Regions from separate parts of the Homo sapiens genome. Here region 2 is linked to region 1. The links are chromatin loops, found by intact Hi-C in ENCODE. Cell type or tissue: heart left ventricle. All regions are shown on one strand. Each heading gives the region's core, and the rest is flanking DNA. Links, peaks and the distances in the headings are about the cores only.

Region 1 (10,611 bases), core at 2,148-7,147:
TTTATTTTATTTTGTTTTATTTATTTTTGAGACAGAGTCTCGCTCTGTTGCCCAGGCTGGAGTGCAGTAGTGCGATCTCGGCTCAGTGCAACCTCTGCCTCCCAGGTTCAAGCACTTCTTCCTGCCTCAGCCTCCTGAGTAGCTGGGATTACTGGTGCCCGCTACCACGTGAGGTTTCGCCATGATGGCCAGGCTGGTCTTGAACTCCTGACCTCAGGTGATCCATCCACTTCAGCCTCCCAAAGTGCTGGGATTACAGGTATGAGCCACCATGTCCGGCCCTAAATAAGATTTTAAACTCTTGGAATTTTTTAAATGATTTATTTCATTTATTCAATTTATATATCTAAATTATATTTTCTAAAATGCAGATTAAAAAAATGGCAAACTCCTTTGCAGCGAGGATTTTCACTACCCTTTCAGATCTGCAGACAAATATGGCTAATCTGGTAGGTTTCAATAATGTGGTGATTTGCTTACTGATGACATTTTATGTGATAACATTACATCAATGTTATTGATTCATTCAACACATGCTTTTATAATTGGCAAGTATATAGATACTCATTGCATTGGTATAATTGTTAGATATTAAGTATACCTAAATTTCTTTGTATTTATGCCACCTAGATGAAAATTAATCTTTGTGTGTAGAGTAGAAGATATGATTGTAGATTTGACTAGTAATTGTTCAAAATGATCAATAGATGTATTATTTTACTTAATATTTTATAAAGTGAAAAATTTAATAAATGCTCAAATTTAGCATTGTAAAATTAAACCAGGCCAGGCACAGTGGCTCATGTCTGTAATCCCAGCACTTTGGGAGGCTGAGGCAGCTGGATCACCTGAGGTTGGGAGTTTGAGACCAGCCTGATCAACATGGAGAAACCCCATCTCTACTAAAAATACAAAATTAGCTGGGTGTGGTGGCTCATGCCTGTAATCCCAGGTACTCAGGAGGCTGAGGCAGGAGAATCGCTTGAAGCCAGAAGGCGGTCTCAGTGAGCCGAGATCGCACCATTGCACTCCAGCCTGGGCAACAAGAGCAAAACTCTTCTGAAAAAAAAAAAAAAAAAAAAAAAAAAAAAAATTAAACCATTTTGTTCAGCAGTAGCAATTTTCTGACCAAATTATCCAATTTATGGTCTAAGTACTTGACATTATGCTGCTTTTATGATATAGGTTTATAACATGTGTGTTTTCTACAATGATGATGTGAAAATTGACTCTTTGAGTAGGAGTTATAGGGGAATTCAATGATTTTGAACACATCTCGACTGTTACTTACTTAAAAGAAAACTAAGTGGAATCATCTTATAAGTTAAAGAACTTATTGTAAAGCAGCTACCACACACCCTTACCTTCCCTGCCCCTGAGCACTCTGCTATTTATATTTTGCTTTTGCAAACTAGATTTCTTACAATGGGATACATTTACATATAACTTTAATAATTTAAAATTTTAAAATATTAAAAAATAACAATTGTTGTTATAGTTTTTCTTGAAAGGTAAACTATTTGCTAATAATGGTCTCTTCAGATAGAAAGTTTTACTCAACATTTCCATTAATTGGATTTTCCAACAAAATTCAGTGAGATCTGCAAGTATAAGGAATTGAAGAAATAATATCAATGTGTCTAAATAAGCAATAAAGCTAGCTAATAGCTCAGCTAGAATGTAGGAGTCTTAAAAGCCTGATTGTAATTTAAATGTCAAGATTATTGTAAGGTTAAAATCAGTTGCTGCAATTAGCAAAATAAGTTTAGTTTTTTTCCTTTCAGAAAAGGTATTCATTTTTATTTTTTATTATTTTTTTTTTATTTTTATTTTTTGCGATGGAGTCCTGCTCTGTTGCCCAGGCTGAAGTGCAATAGTGGGATCTAAGCTCACTGCAACCTGTGCCTCTGGGTTCAAGCGATTCTCCTGCCTCAGCCTCGCGAGTAGCTGGGATTACAGGCACCCACCACCACACCTGGCTAATTTTTTGTATTTTTAGTAGAGATGGAGTTTCACCATGTTGGTCAGACTGGTCTCAAACTCATGACCTCAGGTGACCCACCCGCCTCAGCCTCCCAGAGTGCTGGGATTACACGTGTGAGCCAACACACCCGGCCCATTTTTATTTCTTAAAACACATTTAAAATTTTTCTTCAGTAGTCACTAAAGAGAACATTAAACATTTTGAGGAGATGTTAATATCTCTAAGTTTTAAGATCTAGGACTTTAGAATTTAGATTTATTAGCAGCAAAATATAAGTTTTGTTACAGTCTAATTTATATTACTGTCCAGCATGTTTGGATTAAGAAGCTAAGTGATTTTATGTGGATTGTTAGAAAACCCTATATAAAGGAAAGCTTTGAAGACTGTGGCAAATTAAATTGCATTATACATGTGCTTTGGATGAATTCAGTAAGGATTGATAGCATAGGGCAGTTATTATGCTCCATCTGGTGATTGAAAATAAAGTAGAAATATGCTAAGTATTAAATGATTATATTTGTAATAGTAGTTAACTTTTGGATTACTTTATACTATTCCTTGTGGAATTGAACATTTATGAACTTCTTTTAGATGTTTGCCTGGAATAAATACATTTAAATGGTTCCTAGTCAGAAATGTTTGTTAGAGCCAGTAAAGTATAACAAGCCCATGAAATTAAATTTATCAAGTACATCTGTGTTTAATATTGGTCTTCTGTGACCTTTTTGTTTTTCAGAAAGTTATCGGTATAGTTATTGGGAAAACAGATGTCAAAGGCTTTCCAGACAGAAAAAGCTGAGTTCTGTTTAACTCTTGGTTTCATTTTTCATCAACTTTGGCTTATGACTACAACAAAGTATATTGAAGTGATTAATTTTTCTATGCCTGTTTAACTCCTTAAGAGCAATGGTCATGCTCTCTATTGGATGGTCAAGTACCTGATTCAAGGCTTTCTCTCTCCCTCCCTCCCACATTCTCTCTCTCTCTCTATATATATGTATACATACACACATATGTGTATATATGTTTATGTGTATACACACACGTGTGTATGTGTGTGCATGTGTATGTGTGTGTATGTGTGTACACGTGTGTGTATATATGTATATTTGAGTACATGTGTTCTCTCTTTTTTTTTTTGAGATGGAGGCTCGCTCTGTCACTCAGGCTGGAGTGCAATGGCACGATCTCGACTCACTGCAACCTCTGCCTCCTGGGTTCAATCGATTCTCCTGCTTCAACCTCCCGAGTAGCTGGAATTACAGGCACATGCCATCATGCCCAGCTAATTTTTGTATTTTTAGTAGAGATGGGGTTTCACCATTTTGGCCAGGCTGGTCTTGAACTCCTGACCTCAAGTGATCTCCCTGCCTCGGCCTCCCAAAGTGCTGGAATTACAGGTGTGAGCCACCATGCCCAGCCCCTGGTTGATTTAAAAAAAACAAAAATTTGTAGAGACAGAGTCTTGCTCTGTTGCCCAGGCTGGTCTCAAACTCCTGGGCTCAAGTGATCATCCCACCTCATCCTCCTAGAGTGATCAGATTACAGGCATGATGCTTTTATCTTTAAGGTAAATAACCAAGCTGTCATCTGGTACCCATATCATTTGTGCCTGCACTTTATTTCATCTTAACTAATTAGATCAGAAATACTAAATAAATAGTTTGAGGAAGTCTATATCTCCTTTTACCAAATTTCAGAAGGCATCACTTAAAATGTGTGAATTAGAAAAAAGTAGTTATTAAAATACTTGCTAAAATTATAAAAATGAAATACACGGTTTTTTGCCAGGCACAGTGGTCACGCCTGTAATCCCAGCAGTTTGGGAGGCTGAGGTGGGCGGATCACCTGAGGTCAGGAGTTTGGGACCAGCCTAACCAACATGTAGAAACCCCCTCTCTACTAAAAATACAAAATTAGTCAGGCATGGTGGCAGGCGCTTGTATTCCCAGCTACTCGGGAGGCTGAGGCAGGAGAATCGCTTGAACCTGGGAGGCGCAGGTTGCAGTGAGCCAAGATCACGCCATTGCACTCCAGCCTGGGCAGCAAGAGTGAAACTCTGTCTCAAAAAAAAAAAAAAAAAAGAAAAGAAAAAGAAATTCACAGTTTTTCACCTATCAGACTGTGAGGGAAGGAGAAAAACTTCTGTGTTGTTTGACTTCTTTTTATGATGACATCTGTGGTATTCCTTTTTTGGAAGAAGTATGCTTACTGACTTAAAACATTGTACATATAACATTATATTTGTATCAAAAATTCCAGCAGTACCAAAGGTCACAGATTTGAAAAGTGAAATTCCCCTTTCAGCTCCTCACTCTTGCCATCCTAGTCCTCTCCCCAGAGGTAAACACTAATAGACAGTTCAGAATATGTCTATAATTTACATGTATGTTGAGTTATATTACTTTTTTTAAAAATTTGAGATAGGGTCTTGCTCTGTCACTCAGCCTGGAGTGCAGCAATGTGAATACAGCTCACTGCAGCCTCAACCCTGGGCTCAAGTGGTCTTCCTGCCTCAGCCTCGCATGTAGCCCAGACAGGTCCATGCTACTATGCCTGAATAATTTTTGGAGTTTTTGTAGAGACAGAGGGTCTCACTTTGTTGCCCAGTCTCGAACTCCTTGGCTGAAGCAATCTTACCCCCTTGGCCTCCCAAGGTGCCGGGATTATAGGCAGGAGCAACTGCGCCCAGCCAGGTTGTAATTTTTAATTAGCAAAACCAATATGAAATTTCTATTTTGGAAAAAAAGTATTTGCTGACCCCTAGTGGTCCTCATTAAGTAGCACATAATTTGTTTTGAAATAACTTATTTTAATTATTTTTAAAATTTATTTTTTTTTTTTTTGAGACAGGGTCTCACTCTGTTCTTCCCCACCTCTACTAAAAAACCTTGTCTCATCAGGCACGGTGGCTCATGCCAGCACTTTGGGAGGCTGAGGCAGGCAGATCACGAGGTCAGGAGTTCGAGACCAGCATGGCCAACATGGTGAAACCCCGTCTCTACTAAAAGTACAAAATTAGCCAGGCATGGTGGCAGGCGCCTGTAGTCCCAGCTACTTGGGAGGGTGAGGCAGGAGAATTGCTTGAACCCAGGAGGCAGAGGTTGCTGTGAGCTGAGATCGCGCCATTGCACTCCAGCCTGGGTAACAAGAGCGAAACTCCGTCTCAAAAACAAACAAAAACGAAACCCGTTTTTACTAAAAAAAAAACAAAAAACAAAAATTAGCCTGGCATGGTGGTGTGCGTCTGTAGCCCCAGCTGCTCAGGAGGCTGAGTCCCAGCTGCTGGGAGGCAGGGGTTGCAGTGAGCCGAGAGATCGCGTCACTGAACTCCAGCCTGGGTGTACATTTCATGAACACCCTGAACTCATTCTTCCCAGGCTGGAGTGCAGTGGTGCATTCAAAGCTCACCGCACACTTAAACTGGGCTCAAGCAACCTTTCCTCCTCAGCCTCCCAAGTAGCTGAGACTAAAGATGAGTGCCACCACTAATTTTAAAATTTTCTGTAGAGATGGTGTCCTTCTATGTTGCCCAGGCTGGTTTTGAACTCCAGGCCTCAAGTGATTCTCCTACCTCACCTCCCAAAGTCCTGGGATCACAGGGGTAAGCTGTTGTGCCTGGCCAATTTTTATTTTTATTTTATTATTATTTATTTATTTATTTTTGAGACAAGAGTTTTTCTCTTGTCACCCAGGCTGGATCTCGGCTCACTGCAACCTCCGCCTCCTGGGTTCAAGCGATTCTCCTGCCTCAGCCTCCCGAGTAGCTGGGATTACAGGCGCCCACCACCACGCCTGGCTAAGTTTTGTATTTTTAGCAGAGACAGGGTTTCACCATGTTGGCCAGACTGGTCTTGAACTAACCTCAGGTGATCCACCCGCCTCGGGCTCCCAAAGTGTTAGGATTACAGGCGTGAGCCATTGCGCCCGGCCTATTTTTACTTTTATTTTTGGGACGGGGTCTTGCTCTGTTGCCCAGGCTGGAGAGCAGTGGGGCAATCACAGTTCGCTGAAGCCTTGAACTTTTGGGCTTAAGCAGTCATTCTGCTTCATCCTCCTAAGTAGCTGGGACTGAAATAACTATTTAGATCTGAATTATGACTTAGGTTGAAACAACAGTAAGAGAGAAAAGGAGAACCTAAGGTAATACCTGGATGGCTCAAGTTTACATGTTTTTCCCTCCAAATACACAGATCACCAGGGAAGGGAGCAAGGGGGCAACCTGTTACCACTTCAGCTTGAAATTCATAGAAGCATGTTATAGAATATACATCTGAAAGAACATTTTGTACTATGTATTTGAGTATTTTTATTATCATAATCAATAGTTATTTGATTAAACAAATAATCATTTGTTTATAATTGAAATGAAACTTTTCATGTAACACTTATCAAAAGGCAGAGAAGCGATTGAAACTCTTCATTTGAAAAATAAAAGCATTGGTTTTCCCTTAGATATTGGATCAGAAAGGTACACTTTCAGCTTCACCATTCGGGATTCACCAGCACATTTTGTAAATGCAGCTTCCTGGGGCAATGAAGATTACATCAAGTCTCTTTCTGACAGCTTTAGGGTTGGTGACTGTGGTAAGTTGGCATTGATTCTTAAACTTTTTCCATCATAGTGTTATTCCTGTGGTATGTTTATGGTAACTATACTGAAGGAGTTGAAATGAGACACAGTTCGTAATTCTCAAGAACTTTATCAGAAAAAGTCAAGTGTTAAGAGTATAATGCAGTGGGGCACGGTGGCTCATGCCTGTAATCCCAACACTTTGGGAGGCTGAGGTGGGTGGATTGCGTGAGTTCAGGAGTTCGAGACCAGCCTGAGCAACATGGCAAGACCCCATTTCTACAAAAAATTAGCTGGGTGTGGTGGCGTGGGCCTGTAGTACCAGCTACTAAGGAGGCTGAAGCAGGAGGGTGGCTTGAGCCCTGGAGGTGGAGGTTGCAGCGAGCCAACATCGTACCTCTGCACTCCAGCCTGAGTCACAGAGTAAGACCCTGTCTCAAAAAAAAAAAAAAAAAAAAAAAAAGACTGCAATGCGAGGCATTCAGAATGTTATTTGAAGCATACAAATGTGATAGTTATATTTTTACTAAATAACCTTACTGTCTTTGGTTTATTACATATTTCAATTTGCACCAACCCATTTTATTGTTATAATTGGTTATCTTTCTATAGACATATAATACAGCCACTGAATATATTTTGATAAAAGTTGACATTTGACCACTGAATAGATTTTGATAAAAACTGATATTTAAATTGTTAATGGGATTTTAAGGAACTTTACTTTTAGTTGAAATACCAAATCTTTTACATCTACTCACCCCAGTATCTCTTTGACAGAACAGCCTCATATAGTAGGAAGAACAGGAGACTTTGAAAACACAGAGGTCTAGATTCAAATCCCAGTTCCAACATTGACTTACATCATGGCTTTGAGAAAATTTCTTAATCTTGTTGGGTCTCAACTATGAAATAATACCTCATTAGGTTCTTGTAAATATTAAATGAGATGGTGTACCTAGTATAACGTGTGGAACTTAGTCACTCAACAGATAACTTTTATGAGCCCTAGCCTCATAAAAGGAACAAGAAAGCATGTATACTAGTTCTTCACGATAGAAAAAGAGAAAAGAGTAATGCAGGTAATGAAAACACTCCTCTTTAATACTGTGGTCTCAAGCAGCTGACTCCCCATACCGGTTATTTAGAACCTAATCATATATTGCCTTGTATTGTTAACTTTCAGGACAATGTATGGTATCTCTCTAGTTGAATAATAGGGTCATTGAACATATGGACTATGAAGGCAGAAAGCTTCACAAACTTCATAGGGCCCAGTATAGCTATAGACATCCCTTGAATAAATGCTGGAATATTAGTTACATATGGAGATAAAGATTTCAATTTTGACATCTCAGTATCAAAATATGTTATATGTTGATGATGGAGAAGATGAATGAGGTGAGGAATTTTTAAAGCCTAGAGTCGATGATGATCATAAATTAAACAGGATGTTATTTAGGATGTTAGTGTTTATCTTGTTACTGTTTTGTAATATCATCATACTTTGCCCTCTGTTTTAGTGATAATTGAAAATCCTCTGATCCAAAGAAAGGAAATAGAAAGAGAAGAAAAATTCAGCCCTGCAACTCCTAGGTAAGCATCTGTCTAGCACAGAGATTGTGCGAGAATGATCATTACTAATAATGTTGTATCAGATTAGCAGAGATCTTACTAAAAGTGTTCTGTTTCTATTTCAATAAAAATGAGGAGTTTAATTTTCTCTTACAAAATTCATCTTTGATTATGACATAATTTACTTTGATACAGAGTCACATGATAAATGGCTTTGGTTTTAGTACTTTGATTCTCATTCTTAGATTTACAAAAATTTGACTTTGTCATGTTAAAACTGAATGAGGAGAAAAGATAAACTTTGGAAATTACATCTGTCTTTTTTCATGTCAAGGTATCCTTCTACTCACAGGCTTACCATCTTAGGGCAGATTCCTTCGAAGCAGAGCTTGAGAGGAGGACTCTTGTGGGAGTGGTTGGTTGAGGGTGAGCTCTCAGGGGAACCCTGCGAGGATAGACCAGGAAGCAGCTGAGCAGAGAAGTGGGTTCACCTGGAGCCTCAGCAGGAGCCGGGAGGGAGCTCTGGAGTGGGAGTGGCCCCTTAGAGCAGTGCCCTGGCTGTAGTCCATCCACTCCCCAAACCCGCAGGATGGGGCGGGGCATCAGCTCAAAGGCGGGTCTGGCAGTTCTGGAGAGAAGGGTGTAGCTGTGCCCTGTACCAGCCTGTAAAGGGCTCTTGGTGGGCACAGCAGTCTACAGCATTTACACTCGCATCAACTGTGACCCGTTCCCACCTTCTTTTCTGACCTCATCTTATGCCAGACTCTCAAGCCTCATTTCTCTGTAGCCACAGTGAATTTCTTTATATTTCATGAACACCGTGAACTCATTCTGCACTAAGAACGTTTGTATTTCCTTTTATTTTTATTTTTTATTTTTTACTGAGACAGAGTCCCACTCTGTTGCCCAGGCTGGAGTGCAGTGGCACGATCTCGGCTCACTGTAACCTCTAACTCCTGGGTTCAAACCATTCTCCCACCTCAGCCTCCCAAGTAGCTGTGATTACAGGCACACGCCCCACACCCAGCTAATTTTTGTATTTTTAGTAGAGGCGGGGTTTTGCTATGTTGGCCAGGCTGGTGTCGAACTCCTGACCTCAAGTGATCCGCCCGCCTCGGCCTCCCAAAGGGCTGGGATTACAGGCGTGAGCCACCGCGCCTGGCCAAACTTTTGTATTTTCTATTCTCTCTCTGCATAGAACTTTCTCCCATCTGTTTGACTATTTGCTTCTTTGGGTTATTGACTCACAGCTTAAATGTCATCTTCTTCAACCTTCCCCATCTACTCTGTTTGTGGTAGCGCTAATGGTCAATTACTGGGATTTTGCCCTGGCTTTTGTCAGCATAACCCAAGTCACCGTCTGAGATTGTTTGATTCATTGTTCTTGGGTCTCCCCCTCACATATGTGAGCCTCATGAGATCAAAGGTCTTGTCTGCCTTCTTCACCACCATATCCCTTGTGCCTAGCATAGGGTCTGGTATATAACAGATTCTCAGTATTCATGGAAGTGATGGATGGATGGTTAGATGGAGAGAATATTCTTGGTAGAGGGAAGAAACAGGAAACCTCCTGTCTTTTCCAGAACAGTTAATATTAGTTTGAGCCATATGAAACTGCTGATGTTTTACTATTTTTCATCTAGAAATACCAATTTCATAATGTAATAGTCTGATACGGCTGGAATGCAGGGCACGGGCAGGAGGAGAAGCTTAAGGTGGAAGCAGAGATATTTTACAGACAGCTTTGCTTTCATACTGAGTTATTTCCTTTGTGACTGGTAGCCACAATGATGGTCTTTGAGCTGGGAAATAATATTTTCATATTTGTGGTTTAGGAAGATCACTTTGCTTATGGAGGATGGACTGTAGGGGAATGAAGCTTAGTTAGGATAGCAAGGCAGTGGCTTGGGAGAGAAGTGATGAGGTAGGTAAGTGAGGCCGAGCAGTGGGGAGGAGGTGGGGCTGGGTTAGAGGACTGCTGGGGCACAGAGTGCAAGGGCCGGGAGGGACTCGGTGCAGGAGGGAGAGCTCCTCAGTTCGGGCTCACTGTGCCAGTGTTCTGCGTCTGCTCCATGCAGAGCTCAGTAGGGGTAGGAAAAACACAGTCCCTGACCTGAGGCACTAAGGCAGAACAGCCAGGTCCATAAGAGAGAGAAACAACCAGTCCTTGGGTTTGTATAACCCCTGAAAGTTTCAGAGCGCTTTTTTGCTCCTATTTTTTTGGAGAAGGAAACAAGCGCAGAGTCTTGGGCAAGATCAGACAAATGGTATGTTTAGAACCCCGACACGAATCAATTCTCAAAACATTTCCTTAATGAAAGTGCACTGTAAACAAAAAATGTTTTGCTGTATTATTCAATGTTTCTAAGAGTAAAAAGTATATATTAGTATTGTCTAAATTTCAATGAAAAATGTAGTTTAAATGTGGACCTGGAAATATTTTTCTTTCCAAAGATCACTTTCAAATAACTTTCTTGTG
Region 2 (10,611 bases), core at 2,124-7,123, 130 kb before region 1:
GGAAAGAACTTCTCTTTCCGGGTCTGGCCCTGTCACCCAGGCTGGAGTGCAGTGGTGTGATCTCAGCTCAGTGCAGTCTTGACCTCCTGAGGCTCAGGTGACCCACCTCAGCCTCCTGAGTAGTTGGAACTACAAGTGTGCGCCACCATGCCCAGCTGATATTTTTTGTAGAGAAGGGGTCTTGCTATGTTGCCAAGGCTCGCCTTGACCTCCTGGGCTCCAACAATCCTCCTGCCTCGGCCTCTCAAAGTGCCAGGTTACAGGAATGAGCCACTGTGTTCGGCTAAAAATGACTTTTGTTTTGAGAGGGAGATTCGCTCTTCTTGCCCGGGCTGGAGTGCGAAAGCGTGATCTCGGCTCACCACAACGTCCGCCTCCCGGGTTCAAGCGATTCTGTCTCAGCCTCCCGAGTAGCTGGGACTACAGGCATACGCCACCATGCCTGGCTAATTTTTTGTACTTTTAGTAGAGATGGGGTTTCTCCATGTTGGTCAGGCTGGTCTGGAACTCCCAACCTCAGGTGATCCACCCACCTCGGCCTCCCAAAGTGTTGGGATTACAGGCATGAGCCACCGCCCCTGGCTAAAAAATGACTTCTTAAAGAAGGAGCAAGAGCTAGAGGAATATGGGGCAACACTTGAGTGGCAGTTGCTGTGACAAGCACTGCTGCAAGCTCCACACCCCTCACCACAGTAATTGTCACCCTCCCACGCCACAGGAACCACGATGGCCCTTTTACAGAAGGAGAACCTGAGGCACAGACAGGTTGAGAGACTTACCCAGGATGACTGAGCTAGAAAGGGGCAAAGCCAGCATTTTGGCTCCAGAGATGGTTCTTAGCTGTGCTTCATTCAACCAGGAAGTTATGAAAAAAAAAACAGTTAGAAATCCTAGGAATGAGGTTGGGTGCAGTCGCTCATGCCTGTAATCCTAGCACTTTGGGAGGCTGAGGCAGGTGGATAACCTGAGGTCAAGAGTTCGAGACCAGCCTGGCCAACATGGTGAAACCCCATCTCTACTAAAAATACAAAAAATGAGCCAGGTGTAGTGGTGCATGCCTGTAATCCCAGCTACTTGGGAGGCTGAGACACAAGAATTACTTGAGCCTGGCAGGTGGAGGTTGCAGTGAGCTGAGATCTCACCACTGCACTCCAGTCTGGGTGACAGAGTGAGACTCTGTCTCAAAAATCCTAGGAATGAAAAAGTAATTGAGATAAAAACCCCAATAGATGGGTTCAAAAGTAAACCCAAGCTGGGGGATGTAACTGCAAAAGGTAGCAGTGAGAAGTGGGGAAGGGTGTGGCCATGGAAGGCCATGGAATAGGGACCTGGTACTGGAGGCTTCACGGCAAATCTTACAGGAGTCCCAGGAATAGAAGGTGGCGAGAAGAGGACATGCGAAAAACCGTGACTGCTCACCCCAACACCAAGAGAGAAAACAAACCATCAAGGACCAAACAGGATCAACGATAAGAAATTCTTATCTAGACAAGGATTTACAGAAAAGAACCCTACAAATCATTACCAACAAGATCACTTACAAACAATGCAAATGGTACCATTAGCATCACTCTCATCAGCGTTATAGAATGCTAGAACATAAGAGTGAAATCATCAGGGTCGGACGCGGTGGCTTATGCCTGAAATCCCAGCATTTTAGGAGACCAAGGTGGGAGGATCACTTGAGCTCAGGAGTTCAAGACCAGCCCAAGCAATATAAGGAGACTCCATCTCTACAAAAAACTTTAAAATTAGCTGGGCATGGTGGCACATGCCTGTGGTCCCAGCTACTCAGGAGGCTGAGCAGGGAGGATCACATGAGCCCAGGAGGTGGATGTTGCAGCCAGCCAGAGGTTAAAGTAAGCCAAGATTTTGCCACTGCACTCTAGCCTAGGCATTTATTTATTTATTTATTTATTTATCCCTCAAAAAAACAAACAAAAAAAAAAACAGGTTCACTCTAGGCCCGTTGTGGTGGCTCACGCCTGTAATCCCAGCGCTTTGGGAGGCCGAGGTGGGTGGATCACCTGAGGTCGGGAGTTTGAGACCAGCCTGACCAACATGGAGAAACCTCATCTCTACTAAAAATACAAAATTATCCGGGCATGGTGGTGCATGCCTGTAATCCCAGCTACTTGGGAGGCTGAGGCAGGAGAATCACTTGAACCTGGGAGGCAGAGGTTGCGGTTAGCCGGGATCACGCCATTGCACTCCAGCCTGGGCAATAAGAGTGAAACTCCGTCTTAAAAAAAAAAACAAAAAAAAAACAGGCCGGGCGCTGTGGCTCATGCCTATAATCCCAGCACTTTGAGAGACACCAAGGTGGGTGGATCACTTGAGGTGAGGAGTTTGAGACCAGCCTGGCCACCATGGCAAAACCCTGTCTCTACTAAAAATACAAAAATTAGCCAGGCGTGGTGGCGGGCACCTGTAATCCCAGCTACTCTGGAGGCTGAGGCAGGAGAATTGCTTGAACCCGGGAGGCAGAGGTTGCAGTGAGCCGAGATTGCACGACTGCACTCCAGCTTGGGCGACAGAGTGAACCTCCATCTCAAAAACAAAAACAAAAACAAACAAACAAAAAAAACAAGGGGTCTCGCAGCATTTCAGAGAACCAGACTAGTGGGATACGTGGTGGTGGGGACCTATGGACCTGGAGCCCCCAGAGCCTGGGGGTCAGCCTGGCCTCTACCTCCCCGTCCCCTCCTGTGGGGCCCTGGTGCCTCTCAGATACCAATCCCTGGCACCAGAAGGGAAGGGGTAGAAATGATTCCAGGAGCGTCCAGGTCACAGTCAGCTCAGTTACAGTCTTTATTGTAAAGAAGGTGCAGTCGGAACATGGGACACTGAAAATACACAATCTCTGGTCTTTCAGGAGAGGGAGAGAGTGATATATACAAAAATTGTAAACATGTTCACTTAAATATCCACACAGAATTGGTCTAGGCTACAATGTAACAAGGTTGTCACTCAACTGCATCTCCAGAGGGAGGTGTCTGTCTGATGAAATGTGGCAACCACGTTTGGTGTTGACTTAATGTGAAAAGCCAGCTTTGAGCAATGCATGAGTAGTCAGCTATGCAGAGGGACTCCAACCTGGGACTGGGCCAGGAAGCAGGGTGCAGGTGGAGAGGCAGGGACTGGGCCAGGAAGCCAAGGTAAAGGGAACCACACAGGGGCCATCTTGTGGGGCACGGTGGCCAGCTGGAGCCTCTGGGCCTCTCTCCTGCTGAGGGGCTTGTCTTGCCTGGCACCCAGGCATCCTTCTCCTCTCCTGGCAAGGTCTTACTGAAGGGCTAGGACAGGGCTGGTGTCTTGGCCCACAGCTACCTTGTGCCTTCCTGGCCAGAACCACCCACACCTGGGCAGGGGCCGGGGCCACAGAGAGAGGAGCAGCTTGTGGAGTACTAGGAGGTGAAACCCGAAGACTGGACCATGATCACAACACTGACAGGGCTGGGCTGTTCTAGCAGCCTGTGAGAGAAAGTGGAGAGTGGCTCCGGACGGGACGCACCACCATGACAGAAACGAGACAGTCACTACCCACAGGGACATGGGATGGGAACAGTGGCCAGGATCCCCAGTCTTGGGGCGAGGGTGGTGTCTTTCCCCTGCCCCCGCTTTGTCCTGGGCAGCCCCTGCACCTGATCGTAGAGGGCAGCTGGACCCCCAACCCCAGAGTGAGCAGGTGTGGCCCAAGAGGGGAAAGCCTTCCCCAGGCCAGTCCATTCCAGGCTAGGGACACACGTCCTGGGCAGTGCTATCCCCTTCTCAGGACCTCAGTCCTGGGGCCAGGTGCTGAGGGACTGGGGGAACTTGGCAGGGGCAGCCCAGACACGCGGGTCCACCCCCTCTTGGCCCCGGATGGCGCAAAGCGGCCACCTACTCTGTCCGCGGCACTGAGCTGGAAGGACCCAAGGGAGGTCCCGGAGACCCTGGGGCCTGCGTTGGTGGGGTGGCCTTGGAGCCCTGGTCTGTGCCTGCCAGCCGCTAGTAGGCGGGCACCTGGTACCCTTTGGGGCTGGTGTCCAGGGTCTCGGTGAAGGGCGGGCTCTGGTAGGTCTCGGTGCCCTCCACGCCGCTGCCCACCGGATAGCCGGGGTAGGCCTGGCTCGCCCCGGTGCTCAGCTGTTCGGTGGCGAAGAGTGACATGTCGGTGCCCAGGCGGAACCGCTGCAGGGCCTTCACGGTGAGCGCCACCTGCGCGGGGCGGGGTCAGCGGGGTCAGCCGGGATCAGCCGAGCGCCCGCCCCTTCGCCCCGCCCTCCCGGGCCCCGCACTCACCCAGCTGAGGATGGAGAAGAAGCTGAAGGCGATGGCGGCCCGCGCCGCGTCCCCCGCCTGCGTCGTGGCCGGCCCTGGCGCCGTGCGCTGCCACTGATTGGTGAGGAAGCAGAAGCCCACGAACCACAGGAAGGACCAGAGTCCTGCGAACAGTGCGGCGCGTCAGGGCGACGCTCCACGCGGTGGCCCACGGCGGCCTCGCCCGGAGGAGGAAAGGTCGGTGGGCCCGAGGCTTGGGGCGCCTCGCCTGGGCTCGCCGCGTGGCGCGAGGTCCCGCCTCCCTCTCCTGCGCTGACCCCGCCCACCCGGGAGCGCCAGACCCGTTCCGCGCCCAGGCTCCGCCCAGACCCGGGCCCCGCCTACCTAGAAAGTCCCGCGGCGCTCCCCGTCCAGGCTCCGCCCCCTCCCCGCCCACCCGGGAGGCCCATTGACACTCCCTGCCTCAGTCCCCGCCCCTCGTCACGGCCACGCCCAGCTGGAAACTCCAGCGGTGTTCCCCGCCCAGGCCCCGCCCCCTCCCCGCCCACCCGGAAGGCTCTCCGCGCTCACCGCCCCGGCCCCGCCCACCTGAGAAGCCCAGGTCCAGCAACACCGCGCGCCGGCGGTCGCGGACGCTGCTGATTTGCTGGAAGCGCACATCGAGCAGCAGGAAGGCGGCGCAGGCGAGGAAGGCTCCGAGGCCCAGCGCGACGCCGAAGCGGCAGGCGCCCGCGTTCCCGTTGAACACGCAGCGCAGCTCGGGGCCGCTGTCGGTGTTCACGTAGCCCTCGTTGACGATGGGCCCGAAGACGGCGATGGAGAACACCTGCGTGCGGCGCGGCGCTCAGGGCCCTGCGGCGACCCGACCTCTGCGAGCCCGCCTCGAGCGCCCACGCCCCTGGGCCTGTCCCTGCGTTCCCAGGCCCGTATCTGGGTGGGGGGCGGTGTCACCTCTTTCTTTCCCGAACCCTCGCGTATTTAGTAATTATTGACAACACGGGCCGTTTAGTGAGCATCTACTATGCCCAGACATTGTGTTAAACAGCCACTTTACATGCGTCCCCTCACCAAATCCTCAGAAAGTCCCCGTGGGATCGCCATTGTTCTTATTCTCTTTATAAATGCGGGGGACATTGGGACCCCAACAGGTGAAGTGACTTGTCCGGGATCACATGGCTGACAAAAGCCGGGGTTGATTCAAGCCAGGTACTCTGCACCGCGTGGGCCCGTGGAGTCCCCTCAGAGCCCACTCAAGAGTGTGGGAACAGGAGCCTTCACCTGGGCCCGCGATTCCCAGGCTGGAGCCGGAACGGCGAAGGGGAGGTGAGAGTGCAGCAGGCAGAGCGGGGCGGGAGGGAGGGTATGGAGGCAGCGGAGCTGTTGCTTCCTGCGCGGTTGGGAACTGTCTGGCCTGTTTTCTAGCATGCAAATAGGGTGACGGGCACAGCTCATGCAGTGCTGGGACAGACATGTCCACCCAGCTTCCTGCACGTGGTGGGTACCCGAGGGATGACAGCCCCCACGTGACTGATTATTAATATCACCTGTAAGTGTTTGGGCTGAAAAGATGACACCGTTGACCTCTGAGGTTCCGTCAAACCTCAATGCCTCCTGCCCACCAGTTCCGGGAGACAGGCATGAGGGGGACCGCAGTCATTTTAACCAGCGCTGCACGGGGCAGCCCTGTGTTTCCAAGAAACGACCTCCAGCCTCAACCTCATCCCTTCGCTCCTTTCCCGCTCCAGCTCCGAGAGTGGAGCCAAGGGGGAAGCCGGGACATGCACTTGTCCCCAAGAGTGGGCCACAAGTCGGGACGTGCGCTCGGACCAAAACGCAGCGTCCTGCCTCCCGGTCTGGTCAGAGCCACTCCGCAGGGGAGGCCAAAGCCCCTGCCCCACCGTGGGCACCGCCCTCCTCCAAGACAGGCGCCGAGGTGCGGCTGGCCCAGAGGTTGCCACCTGGACAAAACCCAGAGCTCGGCACCCAACTGCCACCTCCCCTGCCGGAGGGAAGGAGCAGCAGGGCCCTCCCAGGGACGCCCCAGTGGGCTAGGCTGCTCCCAAACCTGCCTTCCACACCGCCGCCAGGAAGCCCTCCCAGCCCAGAGCCTCTCCTCCCTCAACTCACAGCTGGAACTGGGGGCCAGGGGACAGGCTCCCTGCCAAGGAGACCCGAGGGTGTGTGTGCGGGGGAAGGGGAGGCGCTTCTCGGTTCCCGTAGCCCCCTCCTGCCCCTCGGAGAATTCCGTCCCCACCCCGTCCCTGCTTCCAGGTCACGAGAACAGGAAAAACGGAGTAAGGGCTGCGGAAAGGGACTGAAATTAGACCCGGGGAGGAGGTAGGGGTAGAGGCGACCGGCGGTGACCTCTCAAGGTCCCTCTCCGGCGCCGCCGGCCCCTCCTCCGCCCGCAGGTGGGCGCGCCCTGCCCGGTGACGTCACCCCAACCTGAGGCCGGCGGGGGAGGGGCCGGCGAGGATGAGAGTGAGTGAGGTCGGGGGGCGAGAAGCAGGGGGCAGGGGGTAGGGGGCAGGGGGCTGGTAGGGGCCTGAAGGTCGCGAGGCAGGGGCGGGAGCGGGGGCCCGGGCAGGGACCACTCACCCAGGACGCGACCCGGAGCAGGGTCTGGGGCCGCCGCGCAAAGCTCACGGGGTCCAGGGCGGCCCCTGCGCGGCCCGCGCCGAAGGAGGCGCCCTCCATGGCCGGCCCGGGCGGGACGCGCGCCCCTGGCGCCTTCTGTCCGCCTGTCCGTCCGGCCGGCCCCGCCCGAGGCCGCTGCCGCTGCCGCTGATGCTGATGCTGATGCTACCAACGCTGCAGCCGCTGCCGCCTCCCGGGAGCGCGCGCCGGCCGCGGCGGGGACGCGCGGGACGGGGCGGGGCCGCGCCCGCGCCCCCCACTGGGTCCATGCGCGCGGGGCCGGGTCCCTCCTCTCCCTCCGCCGCGCCCACCTCCCATCCCCCACCCTCACCTGCCTGCCCCGGTCCCGAGATGGAGACCATCCTCAGGAACCCACCAGCCAGGTCCCCGGGGGCAGGGTGGGGCTCGGGTGCTGGGCGCAGACTTTGCTAGAGCCGGGAGGACAGACAGGAGGAGTCCGCTCCTCTGGGAAGGGCACTTGGGTGAGGGAGTAAAGGGGTAGGAGGTCCACGGGCTGCAGCATCTTCCCCCAACCCACGGGAGAGGGGACCGGCTCCCTGGCCCTGGTCCCAAGAAGACCAGATGGATAACTGGGGTCTTTCTCATGGCCCCCCACTGTGCTCTAGCTGCTATCACAGCTTCTAGCCTCTGGCGGGGAGGATCTGGTGGGAAGAAAGGCGTTGGCCCCAGGAGCACCTGTTGAGGGAGGGGACAGAGCCACCGTGGCCAGCGCCGCTGGGAGTGTTGGTTTCGGTGTCTCCGCTCCTTGCCCGTGGCCAGGTGGTGGTGCTCCCAATGCCCTCCCTACTCCTGGGTCTCCCCAGCGTACTTGCGGCGCCTAGTCTGGAATGGAGGGCAGGGAGCGGCATCAGAGACTAGGAGTCGGGTGGGGGTGGTGCCTGGCTGCCCTGTGTCCCGCTGAGTCCCCTCCACAGACCCCAGCCTTGGGTGCAACAAGGTCCCTCTCCTCATGTTCCTAGCAGGCTGGAAGTTCAGATGACTCCTAGGTTTCTGTCTAGAGCACTGAGATGTCTGCACTGACATTTACAGCGCCAAGCGCTTGACCTGTGTAGTGGCGGAGACTGTTACCACCCTGTACTTCAGATAATAAGCAACCCAGGTCCCTGCTACACGAGCCGGGTGCACAGATGGTGCTGCGTGGCCCAGCCCCCCTGGAGCTCATTCTTCAGCCTTGCTGGGCACAGGTGGGCAGAGCAGGTGTTGCCAGAGGCGCTACTCACTGTGTTCCAAGTCCATCACACTGTGCGTCCGATCACAACCCCTCTCACCTGTTGGCCACAGACCTCCCCTCTGTGTCATTCATTCTCTACTTCATCACTAACATCAGCACCCAGACATGCTGCACTTTCTCCTAAAAGCCAAACACTGTTGACCCCACCTCCCCTCCAGCTGCCTTACGTTACTGCTTCCTTTAGCAGCAAACTCTGCCTGCAACACCCTCCTCTCTCTCCCTCTGACCCGGCAGAATCAGCTCCCACCGCCACCTAAACTCAAGGTTGCCACTGACCTCTCCGTGCCAATCCCAAGGGCAAGTCTGATGCTGCTGTCGACTCATTTATTTCTTTAGTTATTTATTTATTTTTTGAGTTACAGTCGCACTCTGTTACCCAGGCTGGAGTGCAGTGGCGCAATCTTGGCTCACTGCAAGCTTTGCCTCAGGGGCTCAAGTGATTCTCCTACCTCAGCCACTGGAGTAGCTGGGATTCCAGGTGTGCCACCGCACCCAGCTAATTTTTTTTTTTTTTTTTTTTGTATTTTTAGTAGAGACGGGGTTTCGCCATGTTGACCAGGCTGGTCTCGAACTCCTGACTTCAAGTGATCTGCCCACCTTGGTTTCCCAAAGTGCTGGGATTACAGGCGTGAGCCACTATGCCCCTCCTGGAGGTCCTCCTCCCTCATGGGTCCTTCCTCTGTGACCTGTGAGCCTTAGGAGCCCAGGGCGCGATCCTGGGGAGGTCTCTCCCTCTGTGCTAACTCCTTTGGTCTGCGTGTCAACAGCTCTGGAACACCAGCTCAAGCCAGAACTTTTCCTTGCACTAGAGTTCCACTGGCCTGGATGCCTTCAAAAACAGACTCTGGCCTGGCGCAGTGGCTCACGCTTGTAATCTCAGCACCTTGGGAAGCTGAGGTGGGTGGTTCATGAGGTCAGGAGTTCAAGACCAGCCTGGCCAACACAGTGAAACCCTGTCTCTACTAAAAATACAAAAATTAGCAGGGGGTGGTGGTGGGCGCCTGTGATCCCAGCTGCTCGGGAGGCTGAGGCAGGAGAAATTGCTTGAACCCGGGAGATGGAGGTTGCAGTGAGCCGAGACTGCTCCACTGCACTCCAGCCTGGGCGACAGAGCTAGACTCTGTCTCAGAAAAACAAAACAACAACAAAAAGAAAAACAGATTCTAAGGCAAAGTGAAGTTTTATTCAGGAGTGAAACTTTAAGGAAGACAGGGAAAAAGGGAAGGCGGTGGGGGGGGCAGGGGGGCAGGGGAGGGACAGCAGATACAGGCGGTATGTTCCTAAGCTGAACACAGCCTTCCCAGAGGGCCCAGCTGCTTCCTGAGGCACTCACAGGCCTCGGGAAAGGCCAGAGAGAAGCGCGCTGTGTCTGGGCGAGGAAGGGACACCTCCTCTCCTGGCTGCCCCCCATCTCCCCTCTCTTATTTGTGCCACCTGGCCCCTCTGGGCAGCCTCTACAGAAGCCAGCAGCCGCACGGGGCCAATCTGGTGGGGACATAGCAGCTCCCTCCATGGAGGCCTGAGGCGGCCATGCCAAGGTGGGCCTGCGCCCAGGGAAAGGCTGAGACTCCTGGAGGATAGAGGTCCCTGGAGTTTTATGACCACAGGACACACTGTTGCTGGGCTGCTCTGGCTGGGGAGGCCCAAAGGCTGGGTCCCAGTCACCCCCCACCTTGCTGCACTCAGCCTTCTCCATCTCTGACCCACACGGCGGCTCCCAGCAGTCTCCTCGGACTCCATCCTCACCCCATGAGTTCTCTGGCTCTCCCTTTAACGTACCCCGCATCTGTCCCCGCCGTGGGGTGGGTCTTCCTCTTGGTGGTCACTCGGTGACTGCCCCGGCTTCCTCCCCACCCCTCCTGTTCCACCCTTACCTGCCTCATCCCAGCTCAGCAGCCAGAGGACCCTTCAAAGCCACATCACTCCATGCCATCCCCTGGCTCCAAACCCGCCAAGAACTTCCTGTCAGGGGAACTAGGGGTAGAAGCCATGGCTTTGCTGGGGCCTTGGAGACCTCGTGCCGTCTGGCCTCCCAGTACTCCTACATCAGCTACTCTGGCCCCCCTGCCCCAACCAATCAACGTCCTTGCTGTTCCTGGCTCACTCTCACCCTGTGGTCTCTCTCTCCTGAGGAACCAGGACCCCAGCAGGAAATGCAGCTGAGCACAGAGGGATGGAACAAGCCCTGTCTACTGCTTTATTAAGCCCCAGCAGAAAATATACTGAAGCCAGGTTCTCAGTCACTTCAGCGTTTCATTTGGGCTTCAAACTCTGATGAAGTGAGCCCCACGAATCCCCTGTGGACAGGCATGACACAACGCTGGCAGGCATGTGCCAGGCAGGGAGAGGGTAGGATGGCTGGTGGACCCTCAGAAAGACCCGACCTGAGCTTTCCCTGTAGGGACTGAGCAGAGTGGAGAATTGAGCCCCCTAAAGTGAGCAGCACAGAGCCATGGGGG

What was found. Peaks named below come from ENCODE experiments on the same cell type or tissue, not always from the same donor. Only the 100,000 strongest peaks of a DNase experiment are listed, where the experiment ranks them.
Region 2: it touches region 1 in a loop (3-fold over the local background); 1 of 110 quality-filtered maps calls a loop at or near these places.

The regions. Positions count from the first base shown.
Region 1 is chr16:1,857,945-1,868,555 of GRCh38, reverse strand. MEIOB (meiosis specific with OB-fold) reads left to right here. Exons shown (of 14, transcript NM_001163560.3): 2 at 372-449; 3 at 2,721-2,778; 4 at 6,440-6,571; 5 at 8,081-8,153. The coding sequence starts at 381. Among named protein-coding and RNA genes, the nearest start is that of MEIOB, 8.9 kb to the left of the region's middle. In heart left ventricle, for the core only: a CTCF peak has its summit at 4,748 (motif pointing left); no DNase peak of the experiment used is centred there; H3K27me3 peaks cover 3,925 bases.
Region 2 is chr16:1,986,452-1,997,062 of GRCh38, reverse strand. It overlaps SYNGR3 (synaptogyrin 3), which reads right to left and starts at 7,093. Exons shown (of 4, transcript NM_004209.6): 1 at 6,862-7,093; 2 at 4,852-5,089; 3 at 4,285-4,427; 4 at 2,788-4,200. The coding sequence starts at 6,960. The coding sequence ends at 3,991. GFER (growth factor, augmenter of liver regeneration) reads right to left here. Exons shown (of 3, transcript NM_005262.3): 3 at 9,314-10,611. RefSeq lists enhancers at 3,502-4,079, 4,660-5,237, 7,556-8,135 and silencers at 4,462-4,831, 5,554-5,633, 6,674-6,793, 6,874-6,963. In heart left ventricle, for the core only: no CTCF peak of the experiment used is centred there; DNase peaks (open chromatin) are centred at 3,912 and 4,722; H3K4me3 peaks cover 2,188 bases; H3K27me3 peaks cover 2,021 bases.